3 separate regions of the Mus musculus genome follow, and all the other regions are linked to region 1. The links are chromatin loops, found by intact Hi-C in ENCODE. Cell type or tissue: heart. All regions are shown on one strand. Region 1 holds the start of Cox5b (cytochrome c oxidase subunit 5B). Region 2 overlaps Kansl3 (KAT8 regulatory NSL complex subunit 3). Region 3 holds the start of Kansl3 (KAT8 regulatory NSL complex subunit 3).

Evidence for each region. Peaks named below come from ENCODE experiments on the same cell type or tissue, not always from the same donor. Only the 100,000 strongest peaks of a DNase experiment are listed, where the experiment ranks them.
Region 2: it touches region 1 in a loop (2.5-fold over the local background); 5 of 42 quality-filtered maps call a loop at or near these places.
Region 3: a loop joins it to region 1, with 2.0 times the contacts of the local background. A loop is called at or near these places in 5 of 42 quality-filtered maps.

Annotation. Positions count from the first base shown.
Region 1 is chr1:36,688,360-36,696,359 of GRCm38, reverse strand. It overlaps Cox5b (cytochrome c oxidase subunit 5B), which reads right to left and starts at 4,873. Exons shown (of 4, transcript NM_009942.2): 1 at 4,671-4,873; 2 at 4,076-4,149; 3 at 3,810-3,909; 4 at 2,972-3,163. The coding sequence starts at 4,773. The coding sequence ends at 3,051. In heart, no CTCF peak of the experiment used is centred here; DNase peaks (open chromatin) are centred at 4,889 and 5,479; H3K4me3 peaks cover 2,081 bases; H3K27ac peaks cover 1,652 bases.
Region 2 is chr1:36,350,909-36,358,908 of GRCm38, reverse strand. It overlaps Kansl3 (KAT8 regulatory NSL complex subunit 3), which reads left to right. Exons shown (of 22, transcript NM_001310513.1): 4 at 449-539; 5 at 684-869; 6 at 4,129-4,260; 7 at 4,695-4,811; 8 at 5,036-5,137; 9 at 5,244-5,315; 10 at 6,909-6,983; 11 at 7,119-7,276. Among named protein-coding and RNA genes, the nearest start is that of Mir6898, 6.2 kb to the right of the region's middle. In heart, no CTCF peak of the experiment used is centred here; no DNase peak of the experiment used is centred here.
Region 3 is chr1:36,366,117-36,374,116 of GRCm38, reverse strand. It overlaps Kansl3 (KAT8 regulatory NSL complex subunit 3), which reads left to right and starts at 4,936. Exons shown (of 22, transcript NM_001310513.1): 1 at 4,936-5,012; 2 at 6,083-6,348. The coding sequence starts at 6,134. Fer1l5 (fer-1-like 5 (C. elegans)) reads right to left here and starts at 1,927. Exons shown (of 53, transcript NM_001277076.2): 1 at 1,742-1,927; 2 at 379-431. The coding sequence starts at 1,826. In heart, no CTCF peak of the experiment used is centred here; DNase peaks (open chromatin) are centred at 4,976 and 5,896; H3K4me3 peaks cover 2,314 bases; H3K27ac peaks cover 1,417 bases.

The sequences.
Region 1 (8,000 bases):
GCCAGCCTGGGTTATACAGCAACATTTTTCACTCATACACTCATCATAAAAAAATACAAAACTAATGAACACTTAGGAAAACTTGATGCCTAGAGATTAGGTGACTTAAATATATAAACTGTACTTTCCTAATTTTGATAGTCACACTGGAGGAATTAATAGTCTGTAGGATGTAGCATAAGAGCTAAAGATGGAGCTCAGTGGGTAAAGGCACTTGGCACGCAAGCCTGGTGTCATGAGCCAGCCTCCCAAACACAATGGAAGGACAGAGCAGACCTCTCAAAGTTGTCCTGACTTCTATGTGTGCCACAGTCCACATGGCCACAAATGATGCACATGCATTTGTGCACACAGAATAAAACGAAAACCAAAACAAAAGGTGCACCAGTGGTGGCATACAGCATTAATTCCAGCACTCGAGAGGCAGAGGCAGGCAGGTTTGAGCCAGTCTGGTTTACACAGGGAGTTCCACACCAGCCAGTTAGATCAAAATAAAAACAAAAATACATACATACATATATACATACATAATGGAACATCAGATTAGCAATTTGCAAGTAGTCCTGGAAATGTTTATTCTTGAGCTTGCAGATAATTTATTTTTCCTTGGTGGCAGGAGACAGAACCAAAGGTTCAGATGAAACCCTCTTCTGTGCAAAACACTGCATTTCCTTCAGAGCCCAGATGCTCCCGGGATGCTACAGGAGCTACCCAAGCCCATGTGGCTAGCCAAGACTAGAAGCACCTAGGGAGCCAAAGCTCTGCTACCCAAGTCCCACCACCAGAGACTGTGTCAGTAGGATGGATGGCCTGGGTCCTAAGACTTGTAGATCTTGGGTGATTCCAAAGTGCAGCCAAATTAAAGGCCTATGGACTCAAGAATTCACTAGTCTGTTTTAGTTTCTTATTGCTGCTATAAAAAGTTAATCACAAATGCAGTGACTTAGGATATAAAATTTTTATTATCTTACATAGCAGCCCAGCACGGGTCTCACTGAGCTAAAACCAGAGCACCCATAGGCCTTCCTATCTGGAGACCAGATAATAACTTTCACCTGCCTTCCAGAGACCATTAGCATTTCTTGGCTCATTTATTAGTGTGCATGTATGCCATAGCACATGTGTGGAGGGCAGAGGACAACTAACAGTTCCCTCCTTCCACCATGAGGGTTCCAAGGATCGAACTCTGTCATCAGGCTGGGCAGCTGGTAGTTTACATGCTGAGCAAGAGGTGACCAGCCAGCCAGCCAGCTGTCCTAGCTCTAAGGCCAGCAAACCCAATTCCATCCACAACCTTAATTCCTATTGGCTGTATGACCTAAAGTACACACAGGTTTGGGGGTGGGGCGATTTGGATGTGGACACCTTGAGAGGACTGTTGTTCTGCACACCACAGCCGGGAAACGTCCTGGATATTCTCCTTTCTGTACTGGTAACAAATGTTAAAAGAAAAGCAGCGAGGGGGGATTTGGCAATAAGAAGCCCGGGAGAACATAGACTGACCTAATGATCTAGATCTTTCTATAGAGCGTGATGGAGCGTGTGAAAACAGTGCAGTGCACCAGGCTGCAAACAGGAACTTCCCAGCAGTACATGGAGCCCTCAGGGTCCAGCTAGTGAGGAACAGCATTTAAAGTGAGATTGGCAGAGGAAGATTTTTTTTGGGGGGGGGGGGGGTTTTACAAGACAGGGTTTCTCTGTATAGCCCTGGCTGTCCTGGAACTTTGTAGACCAGGCTGGACTCCAACTCAAGAGATCCGCCTGCCTCTGCCTCCCAAGTGCTAGGATTAAAGGCGTGCGCCACCACGCCCGGCTGGCAGAGGAAGATTTAACAGCTCAACGGGACTCCCTTCCCACAGCAAAGGCCTCAAGTGGCCAATCGATGCCTGACTGCTTGGAAGCAGAGATGATCACTCAGAGGAAAGAGTGGAAGCAAAGGCTTACACTACACCTTCCAAACCGGTCACCAAGATGGTGGGCCACTCCACTTTCCATCCCTGAAATCAACCGGGAAATTATGTATAGTGAACCCGCTTAATAGATAGTAACCAAAGTCACCTCTGGCAAATTTCAACACAGAATGAGAAGGCATTTCCACTTTATAGGGATCTGCCTTGAGAATTTCAACATGAATCATAAACTTGCTGGCTGAGATGAGCTGTGGCTGCCCTCCCCAGTTTATATTTCCGTGAGTATTTCCAAAGAAAAACTCCTCACACATAAAAATTCAGTAAATACCTAGGCACCAATACTAAGCTCCAATCATCACTGTTATTTTATAGAGTGAGGTCTAGGTCACCCAGGCTCAGGTATCGTCTCACGGCAGTCTCTCAAGTGACTGGGACTTCCATGACCGGGTCCAGCTCAGTGCGTCTCTCTTTCTTCATTCTCCCTTTTAAAGGGAACCACTGACAGGTGCAGAGATCACAGTGACAGTTCTCACTGGAGGACAGAGTGGGCTGGAGCTCTGTAACGTCCTTCCCCTAAGTCCTGCGTCAGGGTTAGTGTCTCTGTAGCATATGGCCCAGTTATTCAGTCATTAGCAGGGCAAAACGGAACCATGAAGATCTGAGCAAGGTCAGCATATTGTCACTGCTCTTGCCCCTAACAATCCCCCTTGGTTTTTGCCCCCTCTACATTATATAAAAGTTAAAATTTAAAAGAATTTTTAGCCAGGCTGTGGTGGCAGATACTTTTAATCCCAGCACTCAGAATCTGAAGTCAAGGCAAGCCTGGTCTACAGAGTGAGTTCCAGGCCAGCCAAGGCTACACAGAGAAAAGAGAAACCCTGTCTCGAAAAGCAAACAAATAACAGCAACAACAAAAAGTTTAAAATTTTTTAAAAATAAAATTCTAACAATTCTATACTGGTTTTACATTCTAAGTGGATGCCAAACTAGTATTAAGAGATAGGTGGTCTCAATATATATATATTAAAAAAAAAAAGACTATAGACATAAGACTAGCCAGCTATGGGAGGAGCCAGTGCAATGGCTAATCTTTATTAGAGAGAAGTTTTTCTTTACATTCTGAAAAGATAACACAGGGGCTCAGTGGGCCATTTGGTGGGGCACCAGCTTGTAATGGGTTCCACAGTTGGGGCATCGCTGACTCTCGCCTTTGTGCAGCCAAAACCAGATGACAGTACAGTTGTCCTCTTCACCTGAAAGGGAAAGACGGTTGACAGTCATCCAGCGTCCATGTACAGAGGGAGGCTTTCAGCATTCACCTCTTTCCTACAGACACTTCGGACACAGCAACAAAACTGCCACTGACTAGGAGACCACTTCACGCTCCGCTCCTTCAAATGAAAAAGCGGGGATGCATTTACCTGTGAGTAAGATAACCTTGTATGGGGTCACTGTAGGTTCTAACAATTCCAGTCCCTATGCAAAATTCCAAAACAGGATCTGTACTCATGTGTATCCCTAGTGCTTGAAACAAACAGTACCTGGCATATGTATGTACATACGTGTGTGTGTGTGTGTAAATAATCTGGGCTGGAAAGATAGTTCAGCAATTAAAAGCATGGACTGCTCTTCCAGAGGACCTGAGTTCAATTCCCAGTAGCCACAGCAAAGTGGCTCACAGCCTTGCTTGTAACTACAGCTCCAGGGTCATCTGCCTTCTGTGACTTCTCATGCATACTGAGACTTAAGACAGTCAACAACCCTTACAACAATGTATACACATATTTACATTTTTACACACATACAGTCCATCATACACACATATCTGAAGCAATTTATAGACATTCTGTGAGGCAGGTTATAAACAAATGGGCCAGAAAATAAAAACAAAGTGCTTACAGATGCAGCCCACTATTCTCTTGTTGCTGATGGACGGGACTAGATTAGGGTCTTCCTTGGTGCCTGAAGCTGCCTTTGGAGGTAGCATATTGTATGGGTCCTGAAAGAGACAAGAGTTGACTATTTATGACAGATAACGCCTGCCACTGCACTGCAAAAGGGCCGTTCCTACAAGCTGGGTTGTCAGGACCAGACGCTGGCTGACAGGAACTCCTCTAATCCCATCCAAGCCCCAGGGCTCCAGAGGACACAGCATTTCTCCTTACCAGTCCCTTCTGTGCTGCTATCATGATCTCCCTCTCCAGCCCAGTAGCCTGCTCCTCATCAGTGGGGACACCACCTAGAAGAAGAAAAATGAGCTACGGCAATTGATATGACCACGATGGATACACGATAAAAAGATCAACACGGGAAAGGTGACGTTATCCGCTTCTTTGGTGGGTTCCCAAGCTACCCATTCCCACAGTCCCCTAAGCCCACTGAGGCATGACTCCCAAGCCATACCGTTTTTCCCTTCCCACCGCGGAAGCTTGGTTGTCGACTTTCCCTACAATCAAGTCATGAGAGTATACTGGCTGGTGGCGGGCAAGGGATTTGAATGTTGGTCCAGCGCTTTTTCAGCCCTCCAAGTCCTTGTGTTCCAAGGTCACCCGGCACCTTCCAGTGAGGGCACTTTGAAAGCGGGTTCGATCGGGTGGGCGGCCGAAATTACAGCAAGACCGGACAGAGCGCCGGCTCCCGGAGCCTAAGGTGGTCAGCAGGGCTCGAGAGAACGCTAATGGCCGACCCCGCTCGACCGCCCATCACCAACCACGCCGGAGGCCATGGACACCGGCCTGTCCCGCCCAGCTGGTCACGTACCTCCAGAAGCCATGGAGCGGGTCACGGCCGCGCCACGGGGGCCGTGGGCCCTCAGGGCCTGCGCCGCCAAAGCGCCCACTCCGCGAAGTAACCTTGAAGCCATCTCGCCCGAGACAAGCAGATGCACTTCCGGGAACAGGCTGAGCAAGATGGGCGGGACTTCCGTTGGTGGGAGTCTAACAACGCCCGGTCAGTCTTCCGCTTCCTGCCCCGACCAGCCGAAGCAGCGCTAAAAGTAGACGCCGCACATGCGCAGTTCTGCCTCTTCGTGGGCCGCGCAGACTCCCGCCGCCTCCGGGGCGTGGCGTCAGTCACCCTGACAGCTAGCGGCTTTCGGGTTCATGACCTGTCCGCTTGAGTGTTCGCGCCCAGTGTCCCAGCCACATAGTAGTTCTTGTAGTGGAGGTGCTGTGGAAGCCGAAGTTCCCGCAGTCAAGGGCTTCCACCACGAATCATACAACCTTGGGCGTGAGCTCAGGAAGCCTGTTGTGTTTGTTATGCCTGTTAGCCACGGGTTCGAGACTGCAGACAGCTTTAGTTGTTACCAAATTGTTGCAATGGCCCACTCCGTCAGAAATTGACAGTACACCCCCCCACACACACAGTCTTAGCCTCAATTCCCTCCTCCACTCTGTTTTGTTTTGTTTTTTAAGCACGGTATCACTATGTAGCCTGGCTGACCTTTAACTCCCTATGTAGATCAGGGTGGTCTAAAGCTCACAGAGATCTGGTTACCTCTGCTGGGATTAAAGCTGTTGCACCGTCCTCAGTTTTCCTCCTATAGTAATGTTATGGGAGGTGATGGTGTTGGCCCCAGGGACAAGGATGAGGGGGGTGCGGGGGGTGCGGTGCAGAAGGGCTTTGGAGGCATAGATGTAGGATACCTCCTGATGGCCACTCCACCACGATGAGGATACTAGGAGGAGGAGGGACAGAAAGAAAGTTAATAATGCAACTGGAAATGACAATAGGCACCGTGGCCAGAAGTCTCTAATTTAGACAGAAAACGTCCTCCATTGCTCAGTGTTGCACACAGGTAAAGCCTGACAACTCACGGCAGAGCGTTCACTAGATTTCCAAACACTGGCTTCTTCGATTTATTCTCGTTGTGGAACATTCCTGAAACACTATGGCTGCATACAGTATCTATGCTTCCCTAATTGCGTCCCAGTGATGAAATCTTAAGTACCTTGCAGAGGCCTGACATAATAATATCAAATGACTTTTAGTAAATCCTGCCGCTTGGACCAAAAATATAGTTTATAGAGCTTGTGACTACAAAAGGTCAAGTTGAGGAAAACTACAAAGGACTAAATTCCTGGGTGTTGTCACCTACCCCTTGTAGGTTATTTTCAAAAGGGTCTGGTGGAACATTCCTTCAGAGGAACTAACCTGGTCTTCATGGCTGCCCTCAACCAAGAAAAAAAAATAGCCTATAATGAGGCACCAAATTTCTTGACTGTGAAGATGGGCTTACACTTTGCATAGTTTTCATTTTTACTTCCTTGTCTCCACTACAATCATCTGGATTAATTCCTAATTCAAGGCATCTTTCCTCCAATGAACCCATTATTGATTTGTGTCCACATTAAGAGGGAAAACCCCAGTCAGCCCCATCAGCCAGCTCCACCATCTTTCCTCCTTTAGAGAACACTCAGGAAAACCAAGACTAGATGTCTTTGTTAGGGTGAAGAGACACTGTGACCACGGCAACACTTATGAAGGAAAACATTTAATTGGGGCTGGTTTACAATTCAGAGGTTTAGCCCGTTATCATCATGGAGGGAAGCAGGGCAGCATCCAGGCAGACATGGTGCTGGAGGAGATGCTGAGAGTTCTACCTCAGGATCCACAGGCAGAAGGAAGTGAGAGACGCTGGGTCTGGCTTGGGCTTTTGAACCCTCAAAGCCCACCTGCAGAGACACACTTCTGCCAACAAGGCCATAGTTCTTAATCTCTGTCAAGTAATGCCACTCCCTAATGACGAAGCCTTCAAATATATGAGACCATGGAGGCCATTCTTAGTCAATGTGCATCAAAAGCACATTGTAAAAAAAAAATCATATAACACAAACAACACAAGCTGGCAATTTGGCATTTATTCTTTCTGTCCCCGACCCACACTAAGCCAGATTTTTCTCAGCCTCAGCACAATTAATATTTTGAGCCTGGAGATGATTTGAAGCAAGGAGGGGTTGAGGGTTCCCTTTGTGTACTGTGGGACTTGGAAACTCTCCCTCCTGGAAGTCTCCAGGGTGGCAACAGAAGTGTCCTGAGCACAAAGAAATGCACATACACGAGATGGATTTGCTTGTGAGATAAAAATATAAATGACTGAGGAGTTGCTTTTCTAATTGAACAGAATATTTTGTGGACGTTCCTCCAGGTCAACACATATATTATAATTGCTGCATAATATTCTTTATAGATGTGTTGGAATGACTCCAACTATCCCCCTGGTGGACTGGTGGATATAGAGATTTCTGAGGCTTTGTTTTTGAGGATTTTTTTTTTTAAGACTCTTCATGAGCTCAGTCAGGAGCACAATAGAGACATGTGGTTGAGCCATTGTGGTACAGGACTATCCTGGACACCGCGCTCATGCTAGGCTGCGATTCTGCCACTCAACTGCATCCCAGCCCTTTCTGGTTTAGACCAGTGGTTTTCAACCTGTGAGTCAGGACCCTTTTGGAGTTCGAATATCAGAAATTTATATTGTGATTCATAACAGCAGCAAAATCACAGTTATGAAGTAGCGACGAAATAATTTTATGCTGGGGGTGGGGGGTCACCACAAAATGAGGAAATGGATTAAAGGGTCACAGAAAGGTTGAGAACCACCATTTCAGACATTCTCACCCTGTACCTCAGGCTGGCCTTGAACTCTTAACCCTTCTTTCACTTCTGAGTGCCGGGAACACAGGAATGAATCTCCTCACCAGGCCAGATTTCCCATTTTTGTCTCCTAGGCTGTGGCAATGCATCCTGTAGCTGGGATCACAGGAGTGTGGGCATGAAACATTTTGACACTTTATGCTGAGTTGTTTGCTTAGAAATGTGTAGCAATTTCATCTCCATACTAGTAGGGTCTTCCCAGTTTGCCTCTAGCTGAGAGAACAGTGCAGAGCTGTTTCTGCTACAGACATTCAGCTACCTGAGTCCCAAGGCCTCGGGCAGCACATCTTTTCAGATTGTCTCGGTCTTTTGCCCTTTCTGTCAACTGCCACTCTGGCAAACTACCTTACACTAACCCTGTGTCTTAGTTCTTCTTTTTCTTATTATTTTATTTTTTATTAAGATGTATTAAAGAGTGGTGGCATTGTCCTTTAA
Region 2 (8,000 bases), 340 kb after region 1:
GTTACATCTTTGCTCTTCAAACTGATTCAAACCTTACATTCAAATGCACGCTGATCAACTGTTGTGGCATGTGTTGTAATCCCAGCACTATGGAGGCCGAGGCAGGAGAAGAGTTTAGAGTTTGAGTACAGTTTGAAGTGAGACCGTACTGGAAATAAATAGAACTGAAACTTGTCTTTTGTTACAAATGTGATTATTTTAGCCACCAGATAAATAAATAGCTTTTGAGCACTGAAAAAAAAGCTCCATGATTTGTTGTGACTTGCGGTGTATGGTAAGGTGATTCATTGGCGGAATTGGGACCAAAAGCTAGAGTTCATGCTTTAGCTTAGTGGCCTTAGACTTTTTGTAATGAGAACAAAAATATGACAGTATCTCTTTATATGGTGGACATACATGGGAAATGTCCTCAGGGTTGCATTTTAATTCCTCAGAGTTTCTGTTATAGGACTGGCTGGACAGTGGCTCAGAATAAGCTATTTAACAAGATCCTCAAAGCCCTGCAGTCTGACCGGCTTGCACGATTGGCCAATGAAGGGGTAAGACATTGGAAGTCTGTCTATAGTTGACTCTCTTAGTTTTGGCCTCGGGGGTTGTTGTGTCCTGTGTGCTCTCTCCCCTCAGCCCCCAGCTTGCTCACGGAGCGTAACTCTTGTTTTATTCTTTTTGTGAACACCTTTCAGGCTTGCAATGAGCCTGTGCTGCGTCGCGTGGCTGTGGACAAGTGTGCAAGGAGGGTGCGGCAGGCGCTGGCAAGTGTCAGCTGGGACACCAAGCTGACCCAGTGGCTGCACACCACCCTCGTGGAGACCCTGAGCCTGCCCATGCTGGCTGCTTACTTGGATGCCCTGCAGACACTGAAAGGGAAGGTAAGACTGTGCTTGGTTTGCCCGAGTGGCAGCAGCCAGGGTTTGCTGTGAGTTCAGAGGGTTTGCACAAGGCCCTGTGACTAGGTCAGCACAGAAGCTAACAATTTGGCTATTATAATGGAAAAGGGGATCATTTTCCCTTCTATTTGGTATAAATTTCTTCAGTCGTGCCATTTTTTTGGATAAAGTGTGGTATCTGAAAACCAGGATACATAATTTCCCTCTATAGCCTTGTAGTTCTTACCTTGAGTCATCGCTGACTTGAACTGTGGTGGAAGAGACGAGGCTGAGCAGAGGAGGACCAAGGGTACCTTCTGAGTTAACTCTCCTCATGAAGAGATGGACTGTAGGCTGAGTATGGTGCTACACACCTTTAACCACAGAACTGTACAGGCAGAGGCAGGTGGCTCTCCATCACTTGGAGCTTGGTCTACACTGCAAGTTCATTGTAGGGCTTGAGTTAGTGAATGAGGTGGAGTTCTTGACACATAAGCCAGCATATGGGAGGGAAGTCCACAGCCCACACACAGTAGCCACCGAGGATTATGTAAGTGGCCCTCATAGGGGTTTGAGGAGTGTGTGCTTTGTTCCAGCACAAGCTGGTCTTGATTCTGAATTCAGTTTTTCACTTTCCTTTTCTTTTCCTTGGTGCTAGTGGGGTGGAGCCCAGGTCCTTATATCTGCTCTGTCATATGTTCACAGAGTTACGTCCTCAGAACTTCTAGTTTCATTGTTTCTTAATCGTAATTTTTTTTGAAGTTAGAAAATGCTGTGTTTATGAGAAAGCTGAAGAAAACTGGTTGTGTGCCAGTATAAAAGAGAACTTAGAGCTAGATACAACGGTTAATGTGTGGTAGGATCTTTGACCTCAGTTTTTTCTTTAGCTAATATTTACCTTGCATGGGAGGGAGCAACAAGAAGTTTATCTGGTGGACAGTGTGCTATGGGGGAGAGTGCTGGTAGTCCCCAGGGTAATGGTAGCTCTGCCACACTTGCCATGACCAGGATTTAGAAGTAATTCCCTTGCTTGAAGAGACAAGGCTGCAGCTACTTTTGTGTAAGTTACTGTGAATGAGGTGATCGATATTTTGAGCATGATAGACCCCTTTCGTGCACTCTTTAAGTGTGCACAGCTAGTGCTACCTGGATATACTGCTGGAGTCCAGTGTGGGCTAGCTGAAGTGGCATGGCTGTGCCTGGTACACTAGCCAGTAAGCACATTGAATGTAAGGTACTTTCTGCCCTAGGCTGTGCTCTCTCTCTATTGGTAGCTCCTCTATTACCAGACTTACAGCTGTTAGTGAGCATGGGTTGTTTTGCTTTAAAATACGTGCTAGGCTTTACACGCACCTGGCTGCTCTTTTCCCTCCTAGCAGAGAAGGGACAGCAATCTCAGGGTCTTCTTTTTTTTGTTGAGACAGAAGCATACAGGGCTGAAAAGGCCATAAAGCTTAGGTGGAAGTCAGTAACTAATGGCTTTTTCATGTTGACAGTGAGCCTCAGGGCTTTTCAGTTTCCTACGTAGACTACTGCCTGAGAAGGATGTATAAGTAACCTCAGTGATTAAAGGGAGTTATAAAGAAAGGCCAGTTGTGGGTGGTGAGCCTTTGTCACTGCGTACTCCTTCTTCCTTGCTGGAATCTGGTATTTAAGTCTACTTGGGTCTGGAATAAACCCCACAACATGTGCTTGCTTTTTGTTGTTTTGAGAGTAGGTCTCCCTGGGTAACCCTGTCTGGCCTAGAACTAGCTTTGTAGACCAGACAGCCTTGAACTTTGTTTAATTCTCCAACCTCTGCTCCCCAAACTCTGGGATTGTGGGAATGGGCTACCATACCAGCCTGAGCTACTATACCAAGCCTGGGCTACTATACCCAGCTGTGCCTTTGGCTTATAGCTCATACCTCATCTCACGGTAGAGTCCTGCCTCTCCTAGGCCTGCGTCACCTTATAAATTGGTGCTTCAGATGCGACTTCTTGCTCACTTTCCCTGCTCTGTTGGATGGCACTATCACCAGTTAGTGCTTTCTGTGTCATTGTCTTCGTCCCCCCCGTCCCCGTCCCCGTCCCCCCCCCCTCCCGCAATGGCTTTAGCACTGCACATCCCTCCCCACCACCCCTAACTTGGTTTGTCTTTCTCACCCTTTGAGAGAAAATCCCTCTGCAGGATTAGCTTGGTGCTTTGTAAGGCACTGAGTGCATTGAGGCAGTCTAGATGTGCACAGTCTCACGCACAGCTCCTCTCGGTGTCTCTTCTCCCTTTGTTGTTTACTTACTTACTTTTTTGAGACAGGGTTTTCCTTTTCTGGCCTTGAATTAGATACCCTCCTGCTTCAGCTTCCTGAGTGCTGGACCCAGATTTCAAATCTTCTTAAACTTACTTATCTGAAGCATATTTACATGAAGGACAGAAGAGGGATTTCAAGTAACATACCACATTGTCCATTTTATTTTAGTTATTTTGTGTGCTAGAGATTAAACCCAGGGCTTTGCAAATCCTAGATAAGAGCTACTCCCCGCTTCAAATCAGTCTTTCTGACTCTGCATGTTTTTCTCCCTCTCTCTCTCCCCCTCTCCCTCCCATGCTCCTCCCTCTCCCTTTGCCTTTGGAGTTTTATGCCTGCCTCACACCATATTCTCTTGTCTGAGAAAACCTATCACACTTAAAACCTTTCCTTTCTTCCTTGAGATTGTTTTGACTTCTCTGTGGGTATTGTGGAATTTATGAAGATAATTCTTCGCAGTATAAGCATCAGCATGTCTGAAACCTATATTTATATATTGGTGAGGTCACTTTTTTGGGGAATAGTTAGTTAAAAACAGGATATGATATAAAGCAAAATATACATAATATAGTAGGATATATTTGGGGGGAACAATAACAGGGTTCATTATGCATGTCTCATCTTGAAGACTATTTGTCTGTTGAAGCAGGGTCTTTTATATCCCGTGCTCTGCAGTGTTCCACCCCACAACCACCATAGCTGAGGTTGGTTTCTGTGTCTTCGGATGTGAGAAAGTACCTGAAGTACAGTCATGAGGGAAAAGGATGGCAGAACGAACCCCACCAGATTGCCTTCCAGAGGATCAGCGCTGCTTTGCTTCCACAGGAGTGCACTCTCTGGCTGTGGACTCATTTGTGATTTGTGGCTGTGCTTAAGAGCTAGGAGCGCAGTGGGATTCTTCATGCAGCTGGTTGCAGCTGAAGGGAAGGTTTCTCACTCCACACTGGAAACGTCTTTGTTCTTCCTTCTTCGTAGATCCCAACTTTGATAGATCGGATGCTTGTGTCGTCCAACACCAAAACTGGGGCTGCAGGAGCGGAGGCCTTGTCCCTTCTCCTCAAGAGGCCCTGGGACCCTGCTGTTGGTGTGCTTTCACATAACAAACCAGTAAGTTGGCTGTTCAGCCTTGGCTTAACATCAGCAGCCTTTAAGTGCATATAGAATGTTCAGGCTGAGCCTTTAGAGGCTTGGCAAGAGGTGATAAGTGGCTTAACTTTTCTTATTATTAGCTTGGGTTCTTTGTTTTTAAAGTGTGTGTGCACTCGCGTGTGAGTGCAGATGCTCCTGTGCTCGTGGAGGTCAGAAGAGGGTTCGCATTCCCTAGGCGAGTTACAGGCCTTTGTGAGCCACTTGATACGGGTGCTGAGAACTGCTGTCAGCTTCCCTGGAAGAACAGTGTGTGCTCTTAGCGGCTTGAGCCGTCCCTCTAGTCATAAGCAAAGGACCCGTGCTTGGTGCAGGAAGAGTTTGCTACAGTTGCTGCGGGCTTGTAGATGAGCACGCCTCACTCAGTGGTTCTGGACGGGATTCTGTCTCCTCAGAGCAAGCTCCCTGGTTCTCCTTTGATTCTCATCGTCTCCTCTGGTCCCTCCAGCTCTGTGTTCCCTGCCTCACGCCGCCACCGCTTCTGGCAGTCTCAGCTCTCCTGCTTAGGCAAGGTAATTGTAAGGGCAAGAGGAATTCTGGGTAGGAATGTGTACAGTCTTGGAGGATTAAAGAGAAGAGTGTGGGGGAGGGGTTGAGTTTGTTAAACACAAATGTGGTTCATTCCCCTAACTCTGATTTTGGCATTAAGTGTCACATGTCTAAGGGATTTGGATATCAAGCAGAATCGAGATTTGAATCTTGGCACTCCTGGCATGGATGCTCTTTCTCCCTTTAGGTCATCCCTGTAGCGACCCATCTACTGAACAATGGCAGTGGGGTAGGAGTTCTGCAGTGCCTCGAACACATGATTGGGGCCGTGAGAAGCAAAGTGCTAGAGGTGAGAATGCCTGGGTTTAGTTGGCTGAGATGTACCCTGTGTGTGATTGTTCTGTGCCAGGGAGTCTCCCATCTTACCTACTGTCTTTTTTTCTCTTGCCACAAAGATTCACAGCCATTTCCCACACAAACCCATCATCCTGATTGGATGGAATACGGGAGCTTTGGTGGCCTGTCATGTAAGTAGTTTCTGACGTATTTGGAGGTTACTGAAAACCTGAAGGTGGTTCTGGGAACCTTTCTTACTCTGAGATCTTCCTTGTCTGTCTTAGTAGTAGGTACTCTGCATGGGAAGCTACTGCATTTACACTGTGGAGGACAGTCTTAGTTTTGGATAACATTACAGAAACGTTACAATAGGAAGGAGAGAGCAGTAGGTAAACTCGTTGATCTCTTCACCCAGCTTTTTCAGGGATGAGCTCATAGTCAGGCTTGCTTGTTCTATTCCTGCCCACTTTCTCTGTGCTCTGGATTATTTTGCTGAAACCTCCAAAGTGTAATGGCACATGCTTGTAATGTCAGCTCTGGGGCCTGAGGCCTGAAGGTTGCCATGAGTTTTGGGCTACCTTGAACTATATATAAGTTTAGGCTACTCCAAACTTTTTTTTTGGTTTTGGTTTTGGTTTTTTGAGACATGGTTCCTCTGTGTAGCCCTGGCTGTCCTGGAACTCACTCTGTAGACCAGGCTGGCCTCGAACTCAGAAATCCGCCTGCCTCTGCCTCCCGAGTGCTGGGATTAAAGGCGTGCACCACCACTGCCCACCAGCTTTACTCCAAACTTCTTTATATATATATATATATATATATATATATAATTACGTATTTTCCTCAATTACATTTCCAATGCTATCCCAAAAGTCCCCCATGTACTCCAAACTTCTTAAGAGAAGAAAACTAAACAATCTTAAAAGTTTCAAATCTGTGTTTCATTTATATATGACAGAGCATGTATCTGGGGGGGGGGGGTCCTTTTCCCCCCAGACTTAAATACATACTATGGTCTCTCCTTAACATTTCTTCTTCTTCTTTTTTTTTTTTTTTTTAAAGATTTATTCTGCTTAACATTTCAAATAGACACAAATTAGTTTTGAATTTGATGTTGACTTCATGTTTGAAGAGTCCCAGTTCTTCCAACCAGTGTAGTCAAGTATGGTGTAGAGTAGTGAAAACAAGCATCTGCTACCCTCTGCATGCCTGCACACCCACACGCCCGCGCAGGACAGACTCTCAGGCCCACACGCCTTGAGAAGCCTCAGCTGTGTGGGAGTGTCCCTTAAAACTGCTGATGAGAGATTTCTTCTTTTAAGGGACAGTGTTGGCATTTGTGTTTTTTCTGTGTTTGGGGTATCTCTGTGTGTTCTAGAGATGGAGCCAGGGCCTTGCACATATGAGATAAGTGTGCTACTCTGTCTTTCCTATATCTCCCAGCCTGGTAACATTTGTGTTCTTTTGATTATATTTGTTCTCAATAACAAAGTCATAAGTAAGGGGGGTTCTAGTCTAGATTGTCTAGCAGGACTAAAGTATGACAGCTCCCATCAGACTCAGGTGTGTATGAAGGTCCTATCAGGGTTCCAGTTCTCTAGGTGGTGACTGCCTGTGCTCTGTACTCTTAATCATGTATGGCTGACAAAACTGAAGGCTAGAACAAGCAAGAAAAGCTGGGACTGACTGGTGGCTCTGGGCTACCCAGGCCCACTTGCATTCTGGGGAGGCTGGGGTGTAGTGAATTTACTTATCCTAAAGCTGAATGATGCCTTTATTATGTACAGGTGTCTGTGATGGAGTACGTCACTGCTGTTGTCTGCCTTGGGTTTCCTCTGCTTACTGTGGATGGACCCAGGGGGGTAAGAGGGAGATGAAACTGCTTGGTCTTTGGCAGTGGGAGTGGGGGGCAGCAGGAATGTGGAACAGTGGAGTGCATGCTGCATCGGCATTAGTTGAGGGCCAACTGCTTACATCTAAACTCCTGCCTCTTCCAGGATGTGGACGATCCCCTCCTGGACATGAAGACTCCAGTCCTCTTCGTCATTGGTCAGAATTCTCTACAGTGTCACCCTGAAGCCATGGAGGACTTCCGGGAAAAGATTCGAGCAGAAAATAGCTTGGTGGTGGTTGGGGGAGCTGATGATAATCTCAGGTGGGTCCATCTCCCGAAGGACGAGAGGGAACGTATTGAAATGTTAGAGAATGTTTATCCGTGGCCGAATAAAGACAGACCAGTATGGCTGAAGGAACAATTAAACTTGCATCCTATAATCCCAAAATGTATTCAGGAGGCTAAAGCAATAGCTAGCTGGCCCTTGAACCTATTTCAAAAAACTACAGCACTAGTACAAGAAATCTGAAATCTCCTCTATCCCTCACCTAGACAAAATATAATCAAAATGTCGATTTGATAGTATTGTCTAATCTAAATAACAAACCTAGATTTCATCAGTATCTCCCAAGAGAGGAGAGGAACAGAGAGAGGGAGAAGGGGAGGGAGGTTGGAGAGAAAGTGAGCCCCTTTCTCCCTCTCTTTCTTATTTGTTTTGAGGCAGGATTTCATGTAGCCCAGACTGTACTCATATTTACAATGTAGCTGAGAATGGCCTTGAGGAGGATCTTTCTGCCCTTAGCCTCCTGAGTCTCCATGCCTAGTCTTCAGTGTTTGTTTTCTGGAACCTTGACATGGTTGAAGATGGCTGATCAGTTATAAAATATCGATAGTTCTTTTACATGTTTTTCTCTGATCTATTGAAGATGTTTAGTTTTGTCAGGAATGCCACAAAGGTGACATTGCTTCTCAGTGTATTCTGTCAGAGGATACATGATTCAATTTATCTTGTTACTACTGATAATAACGTTGATCATACAGTTGG
Region 3 (8,000 bases), 320 kb after region 1:
TGTTCCTGTGCTGAAGCCTCCTGGACATGTTAGAAGTGGAGTGACTGTCTCGTGAGACAATGTGAGTGACCAAGAGAAGAGAGGACGCTGCACAAGGAGCCTTGGCTCTGCCTCGGGATTCTAGGATTCATCAAATGGCGTCAGTGGATTAGTGCATGGGCCATGATGTGGTGCGTCCCCAGAGGCAAGAGGGAGAGAGATCAAGAACAGCTGTGGGCTTTTGCAGCCCTTTCAGATCAGAGGCTAACCTAGGCTAAGTTGCCTCAGTCTTAAGAAACTTGGGTGAGAGACTCCCTAGGCACCAGGTTAGTGCCTGGCCCTGCCCCTTTGCTCTTGGAGGTGTTCATTCCTCTTCCAGGATGGCCACGGAGTGTCTACCTCATTCCATATGGGGTCATGTCCTTCCTCCACTCGAGTTCTTTTCATCATATCTGCAAAGACACCAAGGGGCTGGGATGAGTTGGGGGAAGTATGCCGGTGTCTGGGTTTGAATGGGGTCAACAGAGGTGGAGTGGGTACCCCAGAAGTCAAGTCAGCTGGCAGCTGTAACTTAGCATCTGTGCATTCTTTCTCAGGTAGTTCAAATTTATCCCTCTGTGGGATAGATAACCCTATTGTTCTTTTTTTTCCATTAATTAATTAATTAATTAATTAACTTTTCATCTTGATTGCAGCCCCCTCCTCCCCTCCCAGTCCCACCCTCATAAACCACTTCCCCCATTAAGCCCCTTTCCCTACTACCCCTCCCCTTCTCCTCAGAAAAGGGGAAGCCTCTCTTGGGTACCACCTGCCCTGACACATCAAGTTGCAGCAGGACTAAGTGCATCCTTCCCCACTGAGGCCAGATAAGGCAGTCCAGCTAGGAGAAGGGAATCTGAAGGCAGGCATCTGAGTCAGAGAGAGCCCCCACTTCAATTGTTAGGGGACCTACATGAAGATGAAGCAGCATATCTGCCACAAAACCTTCTACCCAAAAATGTGTCCTTCCTACTAGACGTGAGGGATAAAGGCAGAGCAGAGATTGAGGGAATGCCCTACCAATGCCTGGCTTAACTTGAGACCCGTGCCATGGGAGAGAGCCAACCCCTGGAACTATTAATGCTCCTCTGCTATGCTTGCATATAGGAGCCTAGCACAACTATCTTCTGAGAGGCTTCATCCAGAAGCTGACAGAAACAGACAAAGAGACCTAAAGCCAAGCATTAGAAGGAGCTTGGGGAATGTTGTAGAAGAGTTGGGGAAGGATTGAGGGAGAGAACAGGTCAAGGACACCACAAGAGAACCTACAGAGTCAAGTACCTGGGCCCAGATGGCTCACAGAGACTGAACTAACCAACCAAAGAGCACATGTGGACTGGACCAAGGCCCCCTACACTTACATAGCAGGCAACTCTATTTTTATTTCCCTTTCTTTCCTAGCACATAGTATCCTGAGTCTCAAAGCCATGTGGGACTGTGATTCATTTTGGCCAATGGAGTGTAGGAATGATATTTGCTTTATTCAATGAGTCATCTTGCCTGCCCTTAAGTATTTTTGACTCTGAGTTCCCAGATGCAGGGTCCACAGATACAGAGGGCCAGCAACACTGCCTTTGTTTCAGTGGACTTGATTTTCTCATTCCCAAGATGCTAGGTGCTTGGTAACGGGTTTTGAAACAAACAATCTCCCCAGGACATCATTCATGTAGTGGAATTGACCTTTTGATGCCGAACAGGTAGCCTTTTGGAACTGGGTTCTCACCTCTGAAGTAGACAGTTACGAAAGCTTTGGGTGTGGTGCTGAGGGGAGGGTTAATCGAAGCGGACTCCACAACAACCCTCAGCATCTTGGACGCTTGTTCCCGCTCCTCCTTCCCTGCACAGGGCCACCTCTTGCTCCTTGGAGCTCCTCCGTCCCAGGTTCACAGGGTGAGTGGAGCTTAGCAACAAGAGGAACATCACAGAGATAAGAGGTTCTTGGTTCCAAAGAGAATCTCTGGGAGGTGAAGGACGCATGACAGAGTGTAGATAAGACAAGTGGCTTGAGGCCCACACAGACAATCGACCTCCCTGCTTTGAGGACTCCTCCTTCCTTTTCTTCTGTTACTGACCTTTTGAGTTCAAAGTCAGGCACAGAATTCTCTTCTGTCTGGAATGAATTACTGGCAAAATCATGCAATTTAGATGAGAAAATACAAGAAGTGAGACCATCAAGATCTATATACAGGAAAATCCATGATGCCTCACGGGAGGGGGAGGGCTTTCTTTTTTCTTTTTAAGATTTATTTATTTTATGTATATGAGTACACTGTGGCTGTCTTCAGACACACCAGCAGAGGGCATCGGATCCCATTACAAATGGCTGTGAGCCACCATGTGGTTGCTGGGAATTGAACTTAGGACCTCTGGAAGAACAGTCAGTTCTCTTAACCCCTGAACCATCTCTAACCCAAGGGGAGGTCTTTCTAATGGAAAAGTAAAACATTTGGCCTCTTTTTTCCTTTGATTTTTTTTTTTTTTAATTTGGGGGACAGGGTTTCACATAGCCCAGGTTGGCTCTGACTTACTGTTGTATAGCTGAGGCTGTTCTTGAATTCCTAATCCTTCTGCCTCTGAGGGGATAGGTAGTTTGATTTTATAGTAATTAATGCTAAGAAAGCTACTTCATATAAAGACAGGCTATAAAATGGCAGAAGTGTTCTCAGAAATGATTGGGCAGTATGCCCTGATACCAAGCTAAAATTCACTTAACGATTGTTTTAGGAAGCCCAAGTCAGCCATTCAAAATGCAATTTCTAAGACTAGGCATTCTGTCACAATCCAAAGAAATGCTACTTTGACACATGCTGAAAGATAGGAAAATATTAAGAGCCTTTGTTTTTGTAATAAAACTATCAGGTTTCTGTAAGAGCAGAAAACTTTGTGTCTACAGCAAAAACACTGCAATTGATAACATACAGTAGTCTAAAATCTGAGCCAAGGGGTTTCGAAAGATTTGTTGGCACTCTAGCTAGCTAAATGGCACGAGCCGTGCGAAAGTGCATGTTGTGTGCTCAGAACCAAGGCTGCAGTGACATTGTGGATGTGAGTCATGAACTGCCAGTTACACCCCTTGAATTAATTTTCAGTCGTTGTACACTTAGAAACATTTTGTAGCTTAATTTTCCCGACCCCTCTACCTTATTTAAGCCTAAATGGGATGGCAACTGAGTGTTTAAAACAGTGTTCTATGGTGGTGCAGGCCTATAATCCGGACACTTGAAAAGAAGAGGGGCAGAAGAGTCAGAAGTTCAAGGGCAACCAGGAAGTGGTGGGCATGCGCAGAAGACGGATCTCTGTGTTTGAGGCTAGCCTGGCCAACAGAGCTTGTTCCAGGACAGCAGGGCTCCATAGAGAAACTCTGTCTCAAAACACAAAACAAAAACAAAAACAAAACAAAAACAACCAACCAAACAAAATCAAAACCCAAATCGAACCAAACCATCAACCAAATTCAAGGTCTTCCCTGGCTGCATAGCTAGAATGAGCCTAGCCTGAGATACATGGGACCCTGTCTCTCCATCCCCTCCATAAATGAAAAAACAACCAATAACACTGAGTTCTAAGACCGGGAGGTGGGGGTCGCTCATAGTAATTGCCATCAAGAAATCAATGGAGCTCTTGACAGGTGGCAGAAATAATTGACTGCATTCCCCTGGCAACCTGGTGAATCAGGGTTTAGGCATTTGCACATTTCAAAGTTGAGAAAAAGGCTGAGCCAAGCAGTTAAAAGTCGAACCTTAAATTCATTGTTTTTAATAGCTGAGTAGTACTCCACTGTGTAAATGTACCACATTTTCTGTATCCATTCCTCTGTTGAGGGACATCCGGGTTCTTTCCAACTTCTGGCTATTATAAATAAGGCTGCTATGAACATAGTGGAGCATGTGTTCTTATTACCAGTTGGAACATCTGGATACATGCCCAGGAGAGGTATTGCTGGATTCTCTGGTAGTACTATGTCCAATTTTCTGAGGAACCACCAGACTGATTTCCAGAGTGGTTGTACAAGCTTGCAATCCCACCAGCAATGGAGGAGTGTTCCTCTTTCTCCACATCCTTGCAAGTATCTGCTGTCACCTGAATTTTTAATCTTAGCCATTCTGATGGTGTGAGGTGGAATCTCAGGGTTGTTTTGATTTGCATTTCCCTGATGATTAAGGATGTTGAACATTTTTTCAGGTGCTTCTCAGCCATTTGGTATTCCTCAGTTGAGAATTCTTTGTTTAGCTCTGAGCCCCATTTTTAATGGGGTTATTTGGTTTTCTTTAGTCCATGTTTTTGAGTTCTTTATATATATTGGATATTAGTCCCCTATCTGATTTAGGATTGGTAAAGATCCTTTTAAATACCTAATTAAAAAAACCTGGGGGAAAAAAAAATTGAACCTTACATCTGTCCTCTGCCTCATCTTCCACCTCATCCTAGTCTGAGCTGTACCAGTTTCTTATTAAACTCCGCAGAGCCCTAGAATTGTATCCCAACATTCTGCAAAGCTTTCCCTCCCTCTCTTCATCTCCCCATCTCTCTGGTTTGCTTTGAGGTCTTGAGACAGGGTGTCATGGTGTAGCTCAGGTTGTTCTGGAACTCACCTCGATCCTCCTGTCTCAGCCTCCAGAGAGTGCTAGGATTATAAACCCCGATGGGCTGAAATAAACCCCACCCGCACACTGCAAATTGAACCCAGCTCTGTAACAGGGAAGGGGACACCGAGCGCTGGGGTGGTCTGAACTATCTTGCTCTTTGTCCTCACTTTTCCCACAGAAAACGCAGAGGGAGAACGTCTCTGCCCCGGGAGTCGCGCGCGCTTTCCGCGTTCCCCACAGGTTAGCCAGGTCCCGGGCGCGGATCCGCTCCGGGCTTTGCCGCTCGCCGCCGCGCGGTTCCGGGAGAGCGATCTGCTTCCGCGTTTTCCTCAGAGCCCAAGGCGCCGGGAGGTAAGGCGCACGCGCATTGGGGTCCGGCTCGGGCGAGCGCGCGGCCGACAACTGCGGGTGAGACGCGGTTTTGCCCCGGCGCGGGTGGTGGCCCGTGGGGTTCCAGGCGTTGGGCGGCGGGCTCGGAGAAGCCCTCGGGGCTCCGCGGGCATGAGGGGTCGGGGGCTGAAGCCGCGGGCCAGGCCGGGCCGGCCGGGCGGGGCGCGGGAGGCAGACGCGGCGCTGGGGCGGCCGAGGCGCGAGGCCGAGGAGGGCCCCGGGAGGGGAGGTGGGGCCGGGCGGCTCCTCCTCGCCGGGAACTCGGGATGACCTTGGCCGAGTCGTCCGGGCTCCGGGGCCGCCGCCCGGGTGGGCCGTTTTGAGGTTCTGCGGTTCCGTGGCGGGAACCTCTCAGAGGAGCGGGCCGTTTGCTGGGCGCCTCGCCGAGGGAGGGCGAAGGAGGAGAGGCCTTCTGAGGGCCCGGCCGGGCTGAGGGCGGGCTCTAGTTTTTCTCTTCCCAAAACTCCGGAGTACCATGAGGTTGATGCAAACCTTTGGTGGAGCGTGACCCTAGGAGAGTCCCCTTGACCTCAGCCCAAAGCAATGAAGCTTGGAGGCCCGCGGTGCCCGCCTGTTGTGCTGGGGCCACCCGAGCAGACCAGCCCTGCCCACGTCCTGTTTAGGGGACGAAAAGTAGGGACCTTTAGCTTTTGATGAATTCATGTTTGTGATCCCTCTGGTTTGCAAAAACCTTTACCACCCAGGAAGAAAATTGCCCAGCAAATTTAGGTTTTTGTTTTTGAGATGGGATCTCAATATATTGCTCTGGCTGTCCTGGAACCCACTCTGTAGACTAGGCTGCCCTTGAACTCCCGGAGATCCGTCTGCTTCCGCCTCCCCAGTGCTGGGATTAAAGGCGTGCGTCACCACGCCTTGGCAATTGCAAAGGTCATGTTTTTGTGAACTGTGGAGTCTTGTCAGTTTACAGTTATAAAATTGTGTATGGCACCGTTCTGTTTGGTGGCGGTGTGGGAGGACACATAGATGTGCATAATCAAAGATCGAATGCTGAGCATAAAGACATGTTTTGATAGTGAAAGTTGGGAGAAATGGAAGCTATTGAATTCACAAGCCCCCTTTCACTGCAGGTGACTAGCATGCAGATATTCACACCCTGACTTGGCTGCTTGACTACTGACATGGCCCACCGGGGTGGGGAGAGGGACTTCCAGACTTCAGCTCGGCGGATGGGTACCTCCCTGCTCTTCCAGCTTTCAGTGCATGAGCGGGAACTGGACCTCGTTTTCCTGGATCATAGCTATGCAAAACCGTGGAGTGCCCACCCAGATGCCAGTAGTGCCCGCCCCACCCGCATGCTCTTTGTAACCCCCCGTCGGCAGCAGGAGAATACTATGTGAGTTTGAGAATACCATGTGAGTTTGGGTTTCCTTCTTAAGGAAGTGATGCGTGGCGGGGCTTAGATGTTCTTAGGAGTGATTGGGGCTGCAGGGTGAATGGAGAGCTTGGATGAGCAGCATCAGAACGGCAGGGCAAAGTTGGACACCTACACAGACATTGCCAAACATGAGTTAGGAAAGGGAGATGCGCAAAGGAAAACAGCCTAGCTTGCTTAGTTCCCAGTAACTAGATAATTCCTTCTTCCCTTTACTGCAGCATCTAGTTTGTTTGGCAGTGGCTACAATCTATCATTGAGTCTCTGGCTTCAGTGCACAGATTGGGAGACAGTTCCCAAAACATTGCTTTCAATTCTTACCTCCTTACAAAAAGCCACCTGTGGGTTAATCTAAACCCTTCCTAAGTAAGTCTCTTTATCTTTCCAGCCACCCTATGTCAGGGGGCAAGAACATTTCAAAAATGTACTCTCTGATAAATGATTTGATTATATTTGACCTAACTAATTAATTTTGAACCTTCTGACTTCACTCGTATCAGGATTTGTTGAGACACTCTTTTTCTGATCATTACAAATTTTAAGATAGGAGATTTTGTGTTTGTTTTGACTTCATGTTTAATCTTTCCTCAAGCACAGGTTATTTTTGTTTTGTTTTGGTGGGAGTTGAGATCTTGTATTTGGGTTCTATACACACACACACACACACACACACACACCCCTCTCTCTCTCTCCAGACAGTAAGTAGTATGAACTCTGATCTTCCTGCCTGCACCTCTCAGGTGCTCGGATTATAGATCTGTGTTACCTCCATCACTTGGGTCTTACTGTGTACCCCTGGCTGGCTTTGAGCTTGCTGTGTAGTTCAGGTTGGCAGCCTCCCTACGTTCCGATTGCAGTCATTGCTGTGGCTTAGAGTAATAGTTTGCTTATTTAAGATAGGGTTTCTCTATGTAGCCCTGGCCATCCTGGCACTCTCTATGTAGATCAGGCTGGCTCACAGATCTGTCTGCTTCAGCCTCCCAAGTGCAGACCTGTAATACCTCCCAGCTCAGAGGAGTTTTTCTTTCCTAATGATAGTAACAGGTTTTTGGCTTTCAGTTTCCTCATCGTCCATGAGCCGTGACTTTAGGGGAACATTCTAGCATAATCCTGATCCTTCTGGCCTGGGGATAACTGAAAACCGCCTTTAAGTAGAATTTGAATTTTTTTTTTTTAACTATATAAAACTTCCTGCTTTGTGTTTGTATCTTAATGACTCTTTTATTTTTGATGAGAATCAGTGATTTAGGAACCAAATTACTGTATTGGAAAATTTATTTTATTTTTAATTGTGTTTATGAGTGTGGTATGTTCATCGAATACCAGTGTCCTCAGAGGTTAGAGGCATCAGATCTCCCTGGAGCTAGAATTAGACAGTTGTGTCACCCACCCCACGTGGGTGCTAGGAATCAAACTTGGGTCTTCTGCAAGAGCATCAAATGCTCTTAACTGCTGAGCCATCTTTCCAGCCCTTAGGAACTGAATTTTTAAATTGTTTTATTTTTATATAGCTGCATTTTTAAAAGACTTTGGAGCCAAGTGTGGTAGCTCATGCCTATCATCCCAGCACTTGGTGAGGCTGAGGCAAGAGCAGAGTCAAGAGGTTAAGGCTA